Regions from separate parts of the Homo sapiens genome. Here all the other regions are linked to region 4. The links are chromatin contacts, found by Hi-C or POLR2A ChIA-PET in ENCODE. All regions are on one chromosome and are shown on one strand. The core of a region is the stretch at or near the end of the contact, and the rest is flanking DNA. Distances in the headings are between cores, read along the strand shown.

Region 1 (3,033 bases), core at 38-2,537, 560 kb after region 4:
ACTTATTCAACACAGCATAGATTTTGTTGAAGGCAGGGGTTTCTGCCTTCTGTTTAATGCTAGCTGCCCAGTGCCTAGAAAAGTGCCTGGCATCCAGTAGGTGTTCAATAGATATTTATAGAGTTAAATGCACTAAACTTAGGAGGCGGAAGTTGTTTTTTTTGGAGGCCTTTGCCCATTTCACTCCCTCCTTCCCGTTCCACCTTCTAGGTTTCTCATTCCCTCTGCTTCTTCTCTTTTGCTGGCTCTGGCCTGCAGCCCTCTTGCCCCTGGTGTAAAGGGCTCAAAACGCCAGACAGCTCTGCCGCCATGGGGAGGAGACCCTGACTGAGAAGCCAGGGCCCCGGCCTCCAGGGTCACCAGTACCTTGGGCAGGCCGGGGTGTCGCTGGGGCTTGGGTGACTCCACCAGGCATGGAGGGGGTGGGTACTCCCAGCTGGCTCGCCAACCTTCGCTTCTTGCCTCGCAAAGGCAACCTGGCGGAGGGTCTGTGGGTCAAGCAGAGTCCAGCTCTAGTTTCTCCCCTTCCAGGCTGTGCGCCCTCAGCCAGGCCTCTCCTCGCCTACAGGGCTCGCGGACACTTCTGACCCTCACTGAGGTCGTAAAGATTACAAGTCAGTGGTCCACAACGACTGGCGTCGGGCCCGCCGCATACCCACTATGTACGACTGGCCGCTAAGTCAGCCGAGGCCCTGGGGCTCCGCTCCACAACCCAGCCCACGGTCAGCTTTCCTGGGCTGCTCCGTCCCGCGAGGCCATCGCCCCATTCATATTCGGCAGGGCATTTCCACGCGTCCCGTCTCAGGCAAGCCCCAGAGCACCCTTTTTCGGGCAACACTGTGCCCACTTCACTGGAGAGGGAACTGAGGTCCACGTCATTGGGAGAGGAACACGTGACATATTGAGCTCTTTCCTCAGCAAGTGACCTAACCCGCCTTGCCCTCGGCCGTGAGCAGAGGGCCAGACCGGAAGTCCGCTAGCTCTGCTGTTCCGAGGCCCGCCAGTCTCCAAACCCCGGTCTTAGATCGAGGTCTCTGGCCGTTTCCCTCCGCAGCAAAACCCTTGTTCCAGGACTACACCAGACGGGTCACACGACCTAGATCGGCACGGTCACATGTCCCGCAGTCCGGTCATGTGCACCCTCGGACCAATCCCAGCGGCCAGGAAGGAGAGGCATTGTGATTGGCCCATGCCCTTCAGGGGGCGGGACTCCTGCTGAGGAGGGCCTTCCCCGTTCTCACCTCTGCGTTCCGCGTGAATCTCGCTCACTCGCGAGATTGGGCGTCTGACAGGTGCCCTTAGGTCCCACAATGCACAGGCCGGAGGCGGGGCGGTCCTGCATTGACGCAACCTCGCGCGCCGCTTGCGTCACCTCTCGGTGCCGCCCTTGAGATTGGGGCATTTCTCGCTGAGATCCTGCACTCGGCTCCAGGTATCCTGGAGGAAAGAACGAACTTCTCCTGGGCCCAGAAGTTTAGGTCCGCTGTCGTCCCCCGCCTGCCTCTAAGGCCCTCTCCTCGCGACAGCCTCTGAAACCATCGGCTCCTTCCTCATTTCTGTCACGGCCTGGCTTGCATTCCAAGCCAGGCACTCATTTCATGTTTATTGTTCCAGCTGGACTAGGGGTACTTAAACCGTGGTCCATGGCTGGGCTTCCGGGGCCGTGACCCCCTTAAATTATATGCAGTATGTAGCTTGTTGTGGGTGGCTTCTGTCACACTTAAATGCTGGGTGCCATCACAGGACTGGCAGGGCCCTACTGTGGTCGTCAGTGCGCTCTTTGTCAGCACAGAGCCTGACGCAAATGTCCAAAGGTGCTAATTAGACAGAGGCAAATATCCCAACTGTTGCCCTCTGCACACACCTCGGTCTACTCTTTTAAGACTACTTGCTGTTACCTGCACACACCTTTATTTATTTATTTATTTATTTATTTAATTTTTGAGACAGGGTCTCGCTCTGTCGCCCAGGCTGGAGTGCAGTGGCGCGATCTCGGCTCACGGGCTCAAGCGACCCTCCTGCCTCAGCCTCCCGAACAGCTGGGACTACAGGCCTGCGTCACCACGCCCGGCTAGTGGTTTTTTTCTTTTTTTTTTTTTCTTGAGACGGAGTCTTGCTCTGTCGCCCAGGCTGGAGTGCAGTGGCGCCATCTCGGCTTACTGCAACCTCCGCCTCCCAGGTTCAAGCGATTTTCCTGCCTCAGCCTCCCGAGTAGCTGGGATTATAGGCGCTCGCCACCACACCCGGCTAATTTTTGTATTTTTAGTAGAAACGGGGTTTCACCATGTTGGCCAGGCTGGTCTCGAACTCCTGACTGCCTCGGCCTCCTAAAAGTGCTGGGATTACAGGCGCGAGCCACTGCGCCCGGCCTAGTTTTTGTATTTTTTGTAGAGACGGGGTTTCGCCATGTTGCCCAGGGTGGTCTTGAATTCCTGAGCTCAAGTGATCCTCCCGCCTAGGCCTTCCAAAGTGCTGGGAGTACGTGAGCCACCGCTCCTGGCCCTGCACACAGCTTTTGATTGTACGCCTTCCTTCTGTCATCATGCTGTTCTCTCTGACCGAACAAATCTCTCTTCATCTTTCTATCAAACATCGATTGAGTTTGAGCGAGGGCGTGGAGGGGTTGAGCACAGTGCCAGGCACTGGAAGCACGTTGGTGAACAAGACAAGCCTGGGCAATGTTCCCACAGAGCTCACGATCTAGCGGGGGAGACAGGTTGGAGATAGGGGAGAGGCTGCGGGCGTCTCAGATCTGGCACCAGAGAGATCCTAGACTCCAGGATAAGCAGTCAATAGCTAGGTCAGGGCTGGGCGCGGTGGCTCACGCCTGTAATCCCAGCACTTTGGGCGGCCGAGGCAGGTGGGTCACGAGGTCTGGAGTTCAAAACCAGCCTGGCCAACATGGTGAAACCCCATTTCTACTAAAAACACAAAAATTAGTCGGGCGTGGTGTCGGGTGCCTGTAATCCCAGCTACTTGGGAGGCTGAGGGAGAAGAATCGCTTGAACCCGAGAGGCGGAGGTTGCAGTGAAC
Region 2 (3,088 bases), core at 86-2,585, 880 kb before region 4:
GCTAGGCAGTGAGTGGCAGAGCAGAGCTTCACTATACATCTGCTTTTCAAAATGTTTAACCAACTCCTTCAAAAAAGATTTGTATGGAAAGGAAACTGCCTTAATAAAGGCTGCGCGCTAGTGTTTTGGAATTCCTAAGGGGACCGCAAAGATCCCTCAGTGGACACTTAGTGACTGTGATTAAATTTAGTTCCAGACCATCTTAAAGAACGAGACCGCCCACTTGACCCAATCGATTACTCTTAATCAGCACCGGTAACATATGTTATTAATGTGACAGTCTCTCAAGAACTGCCTGACCAAGTTAAAAGCAGAGTTCGGCTAAAATAAGCACTGACCACTGCAGTGATCTGACACACACGTTTGCACAATCCATTGCGCGGCAACCTGGCCTCTCAAAGCACCGATCCGTAACGCTGCAACTCCTGGGCTTTATTAACCGACTAGACTGCCGGCATAATCGATGTACTTCGCAGACCCGCCCGCGAACAGCGGGACACGGCAGACTTCTGGAGGAAACGGTCCGACCTGGCTGCCTCCTGGGTGACTACGGCCTGCCCTCTATTTCCAGAGCGTTCGGCTGGGGGGAACACCCGACTGCAAGGCACTGCCCGAGGAGCACGAATGCCACCCCGAAGGTCCGCCAACTACAACGCCCAGGTTACTTACGTTTTCAGTGTCTCGTTCATTCACCGTTGGCAATGGGGTCCTAGTGGACATTTTACTGCACTTTAATTCTGCACAATGCGAGGGTCAAAACAAAACAGCACAGCCCTAGGAGGCCGGCGACCAGCGTCCTCGAGTCCACGGCAGTTCCGAAAAGGCGCCGTGGGGAGGGCGGCTCCCTTCCCCCTACGGCCGTCTAGATCCCGGGCCTGGCCCGGGCCGTCCCCCGGCGGGTCCCGGGGCTCATTCTCTCCCTGCCTCGGCGGCCGAGGCGAGGAGACCGGGAGGGCGGCAGTGGCGGAGCCGAGCCTGCGGGCGGCGGGCTGCGCTTCGGCCCGCCGGCGTCCCCTTGCCTCAGGGCGCCCCGCGATCCTGGGCCCCCTCACCTCCTTCTCCACTCCCTCCCGTCGCACCGCGAATTTCAGCTCGCGGGCCTCCACACAGCGCCGCCGGCGGCGCCTGAAAACGAGGAGGCGGAGGAGGATGTGAAGGAAGTGGAGCGCAAGACAGGCCGCCGCGGGCTGTGGGCGCCGACCATGGAGCGGGCTGCGGAGGAGGCGCCTGCGCCCGACTGCTTCTCCCTCTCTAGCGAGCTTGCTGCCTCAGCCTCCGCCCTGCTGGCCGCCGCTGCCGCCGCCGCACCCCGGCACCTCAGAGCCTCACGGAGCCAAGATGGCCGCCCCTCGGCTTCCTCTGCTGCCTCCGGCTGCCGGAAGTGACGACAGGCCGCCACCCGGAGTCCCGCCAATCAGCATGGCCTGAGAAAGCCGGCCCGGCTGTTGTTGCTAGGGGCGACTTGGTCCAGACCTCGCCGCGGGGGCGGTGCAGAGGGCTGGATAGTGCTGGTCGGGTCTCCGCTGACTCCCGCGGGCTGCGGGTTCCTCCTGTCCCGAGCGCGCCGGCAACCGCGAAAGAGCCGAGAAACGGCTCTGGGCGACAGCCAGAGCCCTCCCGCTGAGTTGGCATTTACACACTACAGGCCTGGGTTGGCTGGATTACAGATCGAGAGCCTATTGTGCGCAAAAGTTGCGGTTGCATCCCTGGGACTGCGCTGCACCGAATGGAGCCCCAGCATTAATTAATGACAGGGCCGGGGCTACGGGAAGGCGCCGGGCTCTTGCATCCTTAACTGTGACCCGGGAGTCAGGTTCTCGCCAACAAACCTTCCCGTCTCCGGATCTGAGCAGCTGCGGGCTGGGCGCGGACCCTGAGGGCAGCAGGCGCCTCTTGCCCTCAAGGAGCTGGTGGTCAGACGGGTGACAGACCCGGACCCAGCTAAATGCCATCCGGATGGAAGAGTGCAATAACGAGGGTGGCACAAAGGGGATGGGTTTGGGGGCGAAATGAATCTGTAGAGGACCCCAGGGACCAGCTTCCAAATGCCTGTAGGGGGTTTATAAGCAGGCTTTTCTTACAGTCAGTGCGTTGCTGCTGGAAGACTGGAAGCATCTCTGGGTGCCAGCCTCGGGCCAGGCTCGGTAGATGCCTGCAGGCTGGAACACTGGAAATGCTACCTGACCTGGAAGCCTTCCTTGCCCATTCACCTCTTCACGTGCTCGGTGCCTCTACTCAGCTCCTGGCCAGCGGTGGATGGAATCCATGGGTGCAGGGTCCGAAGAGGGAGAGTAGTGTGAGATGGGGGTGACACGAACTGTTACCGAGAGTCGAGTCTACCTTGTGGGTTCATGACATTTGTTACCTCATTTAGCCTCAGGGTAACCCTATGAGATGGGCAGACACACATGCGATCCGAAGTCTAGACAGGTACAGTGACTTGGCTAAAGTACACAGGTTGGTTAGCGACAGAGCTGGGATTCTAACCTAGCTCCCAAAGCTTGGATAATAGGTAAGCCCTTGTAGTGGGGGGCTATGTCATGCTTGCTTTCCCTTTGGTCCGTTGGCATCCCAACTCTCTTGCTATGTTTGAGACATTTCTTGCTCCACGAAATATATGTTTGTTGTTGTTGTTGTTGTTGTTGTTGTTTTGGGACGGAGTTTCGCTCTGTCGCCCAGGCTGGAGTGCAGTGGCGCGATCTCCACTCACTGCAAGCTCCACCTCCCGGGTTCACGCCATTCTCCTGCCTCAGCCTCCCGAGTAGCTGGGACTGCAGGTGCCCACCACCATGCCTGGCTAATTTTTTTTGTATTTTTAGTAGAGATGCGGTTTCACCGTCTTAGCCAGGATGGTCTCGATCTCCTGACCTTGTGATCTGCCCGTCTCGGCCTCCCAAAGTGCTGGGATTACAGGCGTGAGCCACTGCGCTCGGCCAAATATATGTATCTTTAAACGCCAGATTCACTCCCAGAGAGGCCAGAGGCTCCCAATGTTAAAACACCTGAGGACTAAGGTAACACTCAGGGCTCCCATCTAACCCTCAGAGAGGAGTGGTCAGGGGGCCAAGAGTGGTTCTATTTAAAATGT
Region 3 (3,076 bases), core at 140-2,639, 690 kb after region 4:
TTTTTATTTTATTTTTTTTTTTAGAGAAAAGAGGGAAAAAACCAAGGAGGCTTGGTAAAAACAGGGTCAGGGTCACATCCAGCCCATTCGAGAAAAACTTCCAAGTCCACGTGTTTTCCATTTTTTTGGTGTCAAGACCTATTTACATTCTTAGAAAGTATGGAGAACCCTAAAGAGCTTTGATTATGGGGGTTATATCCATTGATACTGACCATACTTGAAAATTTTAAAAATATTTACTTATTCATTAAATTAGCAATAGGTTCACTTCATGTTAAGTAATATTTTATGAAAATAACCTTATTTTCAAAAAGAAACCAGCGAGAAAATGGCCATGTTGTACATTTTTGCATGTATCTTCAATACTCAACAGAAGACAGGCGGATCTGCCGACATGCTTCTGTGTTCAACTTGCTGTGATATGCTATTCTGGTTCAAGTATATGTAAAGAAACACCCCAGGCTCAGACAGACACGTCTGGTGGGAAAAGGGAGGTTTCAATGCTTCTCAAAAAATTGCCGATGTTCTTCTTTGCCTATGCTAAAATTCAACAAGTGATAGTTCCTTAAAGATTAGTTGCAATGAGGAATCTGAAACCATGTTGATGAACCTGTCAGTTACATGAACACCCGGCAGTGTGTCTTACACTTTGGTGGCTCTTCACCCACGCTTGTTTGTAGCATCGTTCGTTGGTCACTGAGAACACACTGCTGCATGTGGTGTGTGACCTTCCACCGTATACATCAAGAAACCCCACTTGCTAATGTCACCACCCCTCTCAGCAGAAGAGTCTGTGGCACTGGGAGCTGCCACATTTACACTGGCAGATAAAAGTTCTCCAAAGTTCAAATTTTTCTTGAAAGCTCAAATTTTACCATGGGCCAAAAACAGTGTCGCAGTTGTTTTCCCCTCAATTGATAAGCTCACTTCATAGATTTTCTAGAAAATATCAGCCAAATATTTAAGTCTTAATATCCACAGTTTGTCTGCTTTTTGTTCTGTCAAGTAAAAATGATTTTACATTACTATTCTCATAATTTAAAGTTCCTGGAAAAAGTGGCTATTTTGGCTCATAACTCACACATCACATGGGCGCTTTTCTTCGAGACGGCCATCACACTCCAGCATGCTAGAACGGCTTCATGTGAACTCTGCATTTCGTCACGCAAAATTAAAAAGGAGGCTGGGTGCGGTGGCTCACGCCTCTAATCCCAGCACTCTGGGAGGCCAAAGCAGGAGGATCATTTGAGCCCAGGGGTTTGAGACCAGCCTGAGCAACCCAGTGAGACCCCAGCTCTACCAAAACAACAACAACAAAAAACCACGCTGGGTGTGGTGGTGCTTGCCTGTAGTCCCAGCTACACAGGATGCTGCGGTGGGCGGAATGCTCGAGCTGGGGAGGTTGAGGCTGCAGTGAGCTGTGATTGCGCCATTGCACTCCAGCCTGAGCAACCAAAAAACCAAACAAAAACAAACCCAAACAAAAACAAAACTAAAAACAAACCCAAACAAAAACAAAACTAAAAACAAACCCAAACAAAAACAAAATTAAAAAGGTATACAAAAGAGTTGAGACTTAAAAAACCAGTAACTTCATGCTTTATCGAGGACATTCTTGGGTCAGACTGGTGTGTTGCTAGCTGAACACCGCTGTCCTGCTCGATGAAAGAAAGGCGCCATATTCCTCACCATTGCCTTTGCACCACCAGGGCAAACGTCCACACAGTGAGAGGTAAATTAGATCTTGGTAATCTTATGAGGCAGTGACGGCCTTGCAAACCCCCTGGAAAGCAGCTCTGTGACCCCAGGGGCCACAGGCTGCCCAGGGTGAACACTGCTCCATGCAAAGGCTTCAGAGTTCCAAGAGAGCGATTATCAAGTGCTACCCCCCTTTGAGAAGTCTGACCAATTACATAAAGCTGGGAAAAAAACCAAAACCGACAACCCATTCCTAATTATACATGTACAGAAACTGTCTACAAATGTAAACACACATATACAGACACCCTCACCACCCACCTCTTCCTTGAAGCCCACCAAAAATAAGAACCAGCAACTCAGGAAGAAGTGGAGGTGGTACTTTAGGGCTTGAGGGTTCTTCAGGACTTGTTCCCTAGAGTGAAACATAACTTTTTCATAAGTTATAAGTTAAAATACCATAATTAGAACACATTGCTCATGAGTAACACAACCAGCAGACAAAAATCCATGTGTATTATAACGAGGTCACATACATCGATGACAAACTGAAAAAACCTAATCACTGTTAACAGCTCAAATTCTACTGAAAACACCAAAATATCAACATTTAAAAACAATAAGATATAAGGTTATAGTTGGGACCCCACTTATTTCAAATATTATTTAATTAAAGCAACATCTGCATTTAAAAACAACTAAAGGGAAATGACACGGAAAGCCACCCTATTTGAGATTAACCACAGATATTGCTCACTTTTTTTTTTTTTTTTGAGACAGAGTCTCACTCTGCTGCCCAGGCTGGTGTGCAGTGGCGTGATCTCGGCTCACTGCAACCTCCGTCTCCAGGTTTAAGTGATTCTCCTGCCTCAACCTCCCTAGTAGCTGGGATTACAGGCACCCGCCACCACGCTGGCTAATTTTTGTATTTTTAGTAGAGATGGGGTTTCACCATGTTGGCCAGGCTGGTCTTGAACTCCTGACCTCAGGTGATCTGCCCACCTTGGCCTCCCAAAGTGCTGGTATTACAGGTGTGAGGCACTGCGCCTGTAATACCAACTTTTAAAGATGAAATTTCTTATGAATGTGATACTAAAACTCTCTTCTTCAAAAGAGTTAAAGATGAGGAGGGGAGATGTATATAAATGCCAATTTCTTATTTTACTCTAGACTTCACGGACTGGAGCACGGGAACAGAAAGACTGAATAGGGAGCATTAAGTATACTCTGAACTGAGGCCGTGGACATGTGCTTAGGACCATCTTAGCAGGTAACTATACACAATCTATAAGCAGAGCATAGTGCAAACTCCAGAGGTACTGATGATACTAATTTCTTCCAAATGGTGAAATGCCAAGCAAACTGCAAGAGATGAAAA
Region 4 (3,164 bases), core at 261-2,760:
ATCCCCCTGGTGGGTCCATGCATGGCAGCCTGGGCAGGATACATGTGAGTGCCTACCTGGGCTGGGGTGGCCTGACCCTCTCTGGGCCTCACAGCTTTGTCTGCCTCATGGTACTGTCCACCTGGCCTCTCAGGACTGCTCTGTGGCGTGTGTGCTTAAGGGATTGAGCTCGTTGGGCTGGGGACAGAGGCCTGCCTAGGTCTGTTGAGAGGGCCCAGGTAAGACTTCCACCCAGACTGACTGGCTGGGGCACACAGAGAAGCCAGGACAGGGCTGATTGTGTGTGCAGGGGCGTGCCCTCTGGACGAGGCCCCTCCCACCGGGGCGAGGCAGAGGCCTTGCTTGGTTGGAGCGGAGTGGGGGAGTGGGAGGGTCTCCCTGGTGAGATAGTACTGGAAGGGCAGGGACAGCATTCTAGGGAAGGAACCAGAAAGAGCCCCTGCATGGAATGTGGGGATTTCACCATGAGACCCCGGCTGCCTGGCCTCTGAGAACGTGTGTGGGGGGATTCCAGGTGGAAGGTCGTGTCTGGGAGGATGGGTGGGGGGTTGAGCAGTCATTGCCCCTCTCCAGATCTGCGTCCACATCTGTAAAATGGGCCTAGAATTCCCAGCCGCTGGGGGCGAGTGAGGCCATAAATTAGTTGAGATGGACCCAGGCTCCTAAGCCCCCTAGGTCATGACCCCAAACCTTGGAACCCCCGACGGAGACGGTGGGGGTGGCCGAGGCCCAATCGAATCTATCCCGCCCAGATGTGGGAAGAACCGCAGGGCAAACCCCCGGCTTCCCTCCTGGCCGCTCCTCTCTTTGAGGCCACCTCTCTGAGCCCTGATTTGCTGGCGGGTGAACTGGGGATCATCGTGTCCACTGTGGCTGGTGGTCGTGAAACGAAGTGGAAACATGAGTGTTGAGGCCGAGATGGGCGCAGTGCGCGCTCCTAAACAGCTGTCCCCATCCGTCCGCCCCTCCCTCCCTTGCGCGGGTCAGCTGGAGCGGGGGCGCGCCAGGCACGACCCTGGCCGGGCAGAAGGCGGTGGAGCCCTTAGGGGTCGCGGCTCCTACCCCCGGCCCTCCCATGTGCAGATGGGGTAGCAGCCTGGAGGTTTTTCCCAAGGTCACGTAAGGTCAAAGAAAAGGGGAGCTGGACGCGACGAGGAAAGTCACGCACGGCGGAGGGCGGGCCACCTACGCGCGCGCCCGAGTTCGCAGAGCAGCGGCGCCCTCCCGGGCTAGGGCAGCTCGGAGCTCGGAGCCTTTCTTCGCCCGCAGCTCGGGTTCCGGGAGCCCCGCCCCCGCCCATCAACGCCCCGCCCCTTTCGCCACGGCCCCGCCCCTCCTCTCCGTTCTCCCCGCCGGCGCTCCCTCAAGTTTCTCCGAAGTTTTCCGCGGGTCCAGCGGTGCGCCCCGCCCGCCGGCCAGTGACGTAACAATGGTGCAGCGCGGCGGCCAATGGGTGGTGGCGGGGGCCGGCGGCGCGGGCCAATGGCGGCGGCGGACGGTCCCGCTGTCCTGCCTGGCCGGGGCCGCACTGCGCCGCCCGCCGCCCGCCGCCCGCCGCCCGCCGCCGGCGACGGCACCGCCGCCCTGCGATCCGGCCGCGGCGGCTCAGAGCGCGGCTGCGGCGGGCGCGGGCGGCGGTGGCTCCCTCCCGTGCGTCCGTCGTGGGACCTTTGCCCGCTCGCCCGCGGGGGACAGCGCGCGCTCCGGTCCGCGGCAGGGGCGGGGACGCCCGGCCTGTGGCCCCCGCGCCCCCCATGGTGAGTCCCCGTCCCCCGCGCCGCGCCCGCGGCCGCCGCCCCCTCCTCCTCCGGCACACGCGCACGCAGGTGCAGCCCTCGCTGCGCCGGCCACCTGCGCGCGGACGCCCCGCTCGGCCCCGCGACCCTCCGCCGCCCGACGTCTGGCCGTGCAGGCCGGGAGGGGACGGGTAGGAGGTGGCGGGTGGCCCCGGGCGCGGCGCTGCCTTCGATGGCCCAACCCCCTTATTCACGAGCCGCGGCCGTGACTCTGCCCGGTGACGTGGGGAGGCCGAACTTTACGTAACCCGCCCGGCGCCCCACGCGTGCCGGCACAGGGCATATCTGGGGCCCGGAGGCCCAGGCTTGGGGAAGGGGCTCCAGTCACGGTGTTGCCCACGGGCCACAGCCTACCCGCACCGCGCCGCTCTCTTTAACTCAGTTACTGCCAGTGATAGTGACCCAGTCAGTGTGTGTGGACGCGGCCTGCCTTCTGTCCCAGGCCCCTTGTGACCAAGGGCTTACCCTTGAAAGAAGGCAGTAGGGAGGTTGGGACGGAGCCAGAGGTCAGACGCCTAGGCTCAGGTCGGGGCTGGGGACTCAGAGGGCAGGGTCAGGGCCTAAGCTCGATTGCCTGTGGGTTGGGGGTCCCCACCAATTCTGGAATGAGCCCAAACTGAGACGCAGGGGACCTGAGTTCTAGGCCTGGCTCTGCCGTGGCTTGCTGACCTTGGAGAATTGGAGAAGCTTGTGCCCTGCTGGAAAGTGGGATGGCAGTACCCGCTTCATCTAGTAGTCGGGGAGATCAAGAGAGGTATGGGACCTGAAGAGGATGGCAGACTGTGCAGTGCGGTGCACACCGGTCTCCAGGTTGTTTTCACCCTCCTATCTCCTCCCAGGAGCTAACGTGTAAGCAAACATGTTTGGATAGAGGGCTGGTGCCACGCCCCAGGCTCACCCCGCCCGCACAGCCGTCGTCCACCCCTCCCCTTTCTTACAGATAAAGCTGAGGCTCGGCCAGGGACTGTGATATACCCACATCCCCGGAACTAGGTGATCGCGGTGCAGGAACCAGGTAGGTCTGAGTCTGGATCATGCCTCTGAACAGCCCAGGAAGAGGCTCCAGGGGCCTCCAAGTGGTCTGGGGTCGGAGATCAGGGTCAGGGTTGCGCTTGGGCTGGAGAGTGGATTTGCCTCAGCTTGAGATGTGGGCCCAAGCTTTCTCATCCCCTCCCTGGCCTTTTCTTTATTTGGGGTCGTATGAACCTGGCTTAGGTGGGAACAGAAGCTCTTCCAGTGGGTCCCTGGGTTGGAGAGGGGAGGGGAGATTTGAGGGCATGGGCAGCAAGGGCATTTCCAGCAGAGGTGCCAGAGAGCAAGTCAGTTTCAAGGAGGGAGAACAGGTACAGCTAGATCAAGGATGGAGGC

What was found. A loop is a pair of places that touch in the nucleus more often than their neighbours do. ChIA-PET counts read pairs that join two places held with the same protein, here RNA polymerase II (POLR2A). Pooled maps may share reads with other maps.
Region 1: a loop to region 4 is called in a map of ascending aorta, with 5 times the contacts of the local background. The contact joins the enhancer-like site here to the promoter of ANKRD9 in region 4. A Hi-C loop is called at or near these places in 2 of 168 maps with a recorded cell type or tissue (Ramos and ascending aorta), 1 of 37 single-sample maps with no recorded cell type and 9 of 50 pooled maps. POLR2A ChIA-PET finds 5 or more read pairs at or near these places in 2 of 52 experiments (T-cell and WTC11).
Region 2: a loop to region 4 is called in a pooled map, with 4 times the contacts of the local background. The contact joins the promoter of MARK3 here to the promoter of ANKRD9 in region 4. A Hi-C loop is called at or near these places in 6 of 50 pooled maps.
Region 3: a loop to region 4 is called in a pooled map, with 3 times the contacts of the local background. The contact joins the enhancer-like site here to the promoter of ANKRD9 in region 4. A Hi-C loop is called at or near these places in 2 of 50 pooled maps. POLR2A ChIA-PET finds 5 or more read pairs at or near these places in 4 of 52 experiments (B cell, HEK293, K562 and 1 more).

What each region holds. Positions count from the first base shown.
Region 1 is chr14:101,946,410-101,949,442 of GRCh38, reverse strand. No RefSeq gene overlaps it. Among named protein-coding and RNA genes, the nearest start is that of DYNC1H1, 17 kb to the left of the region's middle. RefSeq lists enhancers at 868-1,057, 1,358-1,477, 1,182-1,843. Within about 2 kb of position 1,287, at least 33 of the 41 ENCODE cell types and tissues checked have a DNase peak (open chromatin) inside an H3K27ac peak, as active enhancers do; they include ascending aorta, where a contact is called at or near this core.
Region 2 is chr14:103,383,662-103,386,749 of GRCh38, reverse strand. MARK3 (microtubule affinity regulating kinase 3) reads right to left here and starts at 1,335. Exons shown (of 18, transcript NM_001128918.3): 1 at 670-1,335. The coding sequence starts at 720. RefSeq lists enhancers at 399-588, 529-1,518, 1,519-2,510 and a silencer at 869-1,058.
Region 3 is chr14:101,818,029-101,821,104 of GRCh38, reverse strand. The region is part of intron 3 of PPP2R5C (protein phosphatase 2 regulatory subunit B'gamma); the gene reads right to left. Among named protein-coding and RNA genes, the nearest start is that of PPP2R5C, 58 kb to the right of the region's middle. RefSeq lists an enhancer at 322-581. Within about 2 kb of position 1,389, at least 10 of the 41 ENCODE cell types and tissues checked have a DNase peak (open chromatin) inside an H3K27ac peak, as active enhancers do; they include B cell, where a contact is called at or near this core.
Region 4 is chr14:102,508,122-102,511,285 of GRCh38, reverse strand. ANKRD9 (ankyrin repeat domain 9) reads left to right here and starts at 1,510. Exons shown (of 4, transcript NM_152326.4): 1 at 1,510-1,757; 2 at 2,440-2,645; 3 at 2,737-2,811. It overlaps LOC105370679 (a long non-coding RNA gene), which reads right to left and starts at 1,243. Exons shown (of 4, transcript XR_007064352.1): 1 at 1-1,243. RefSeq lists enhancers at 1-146, 147-792, 793-1,436 and silencers at 917-966, 1,127-1,566, 2,561-2,722.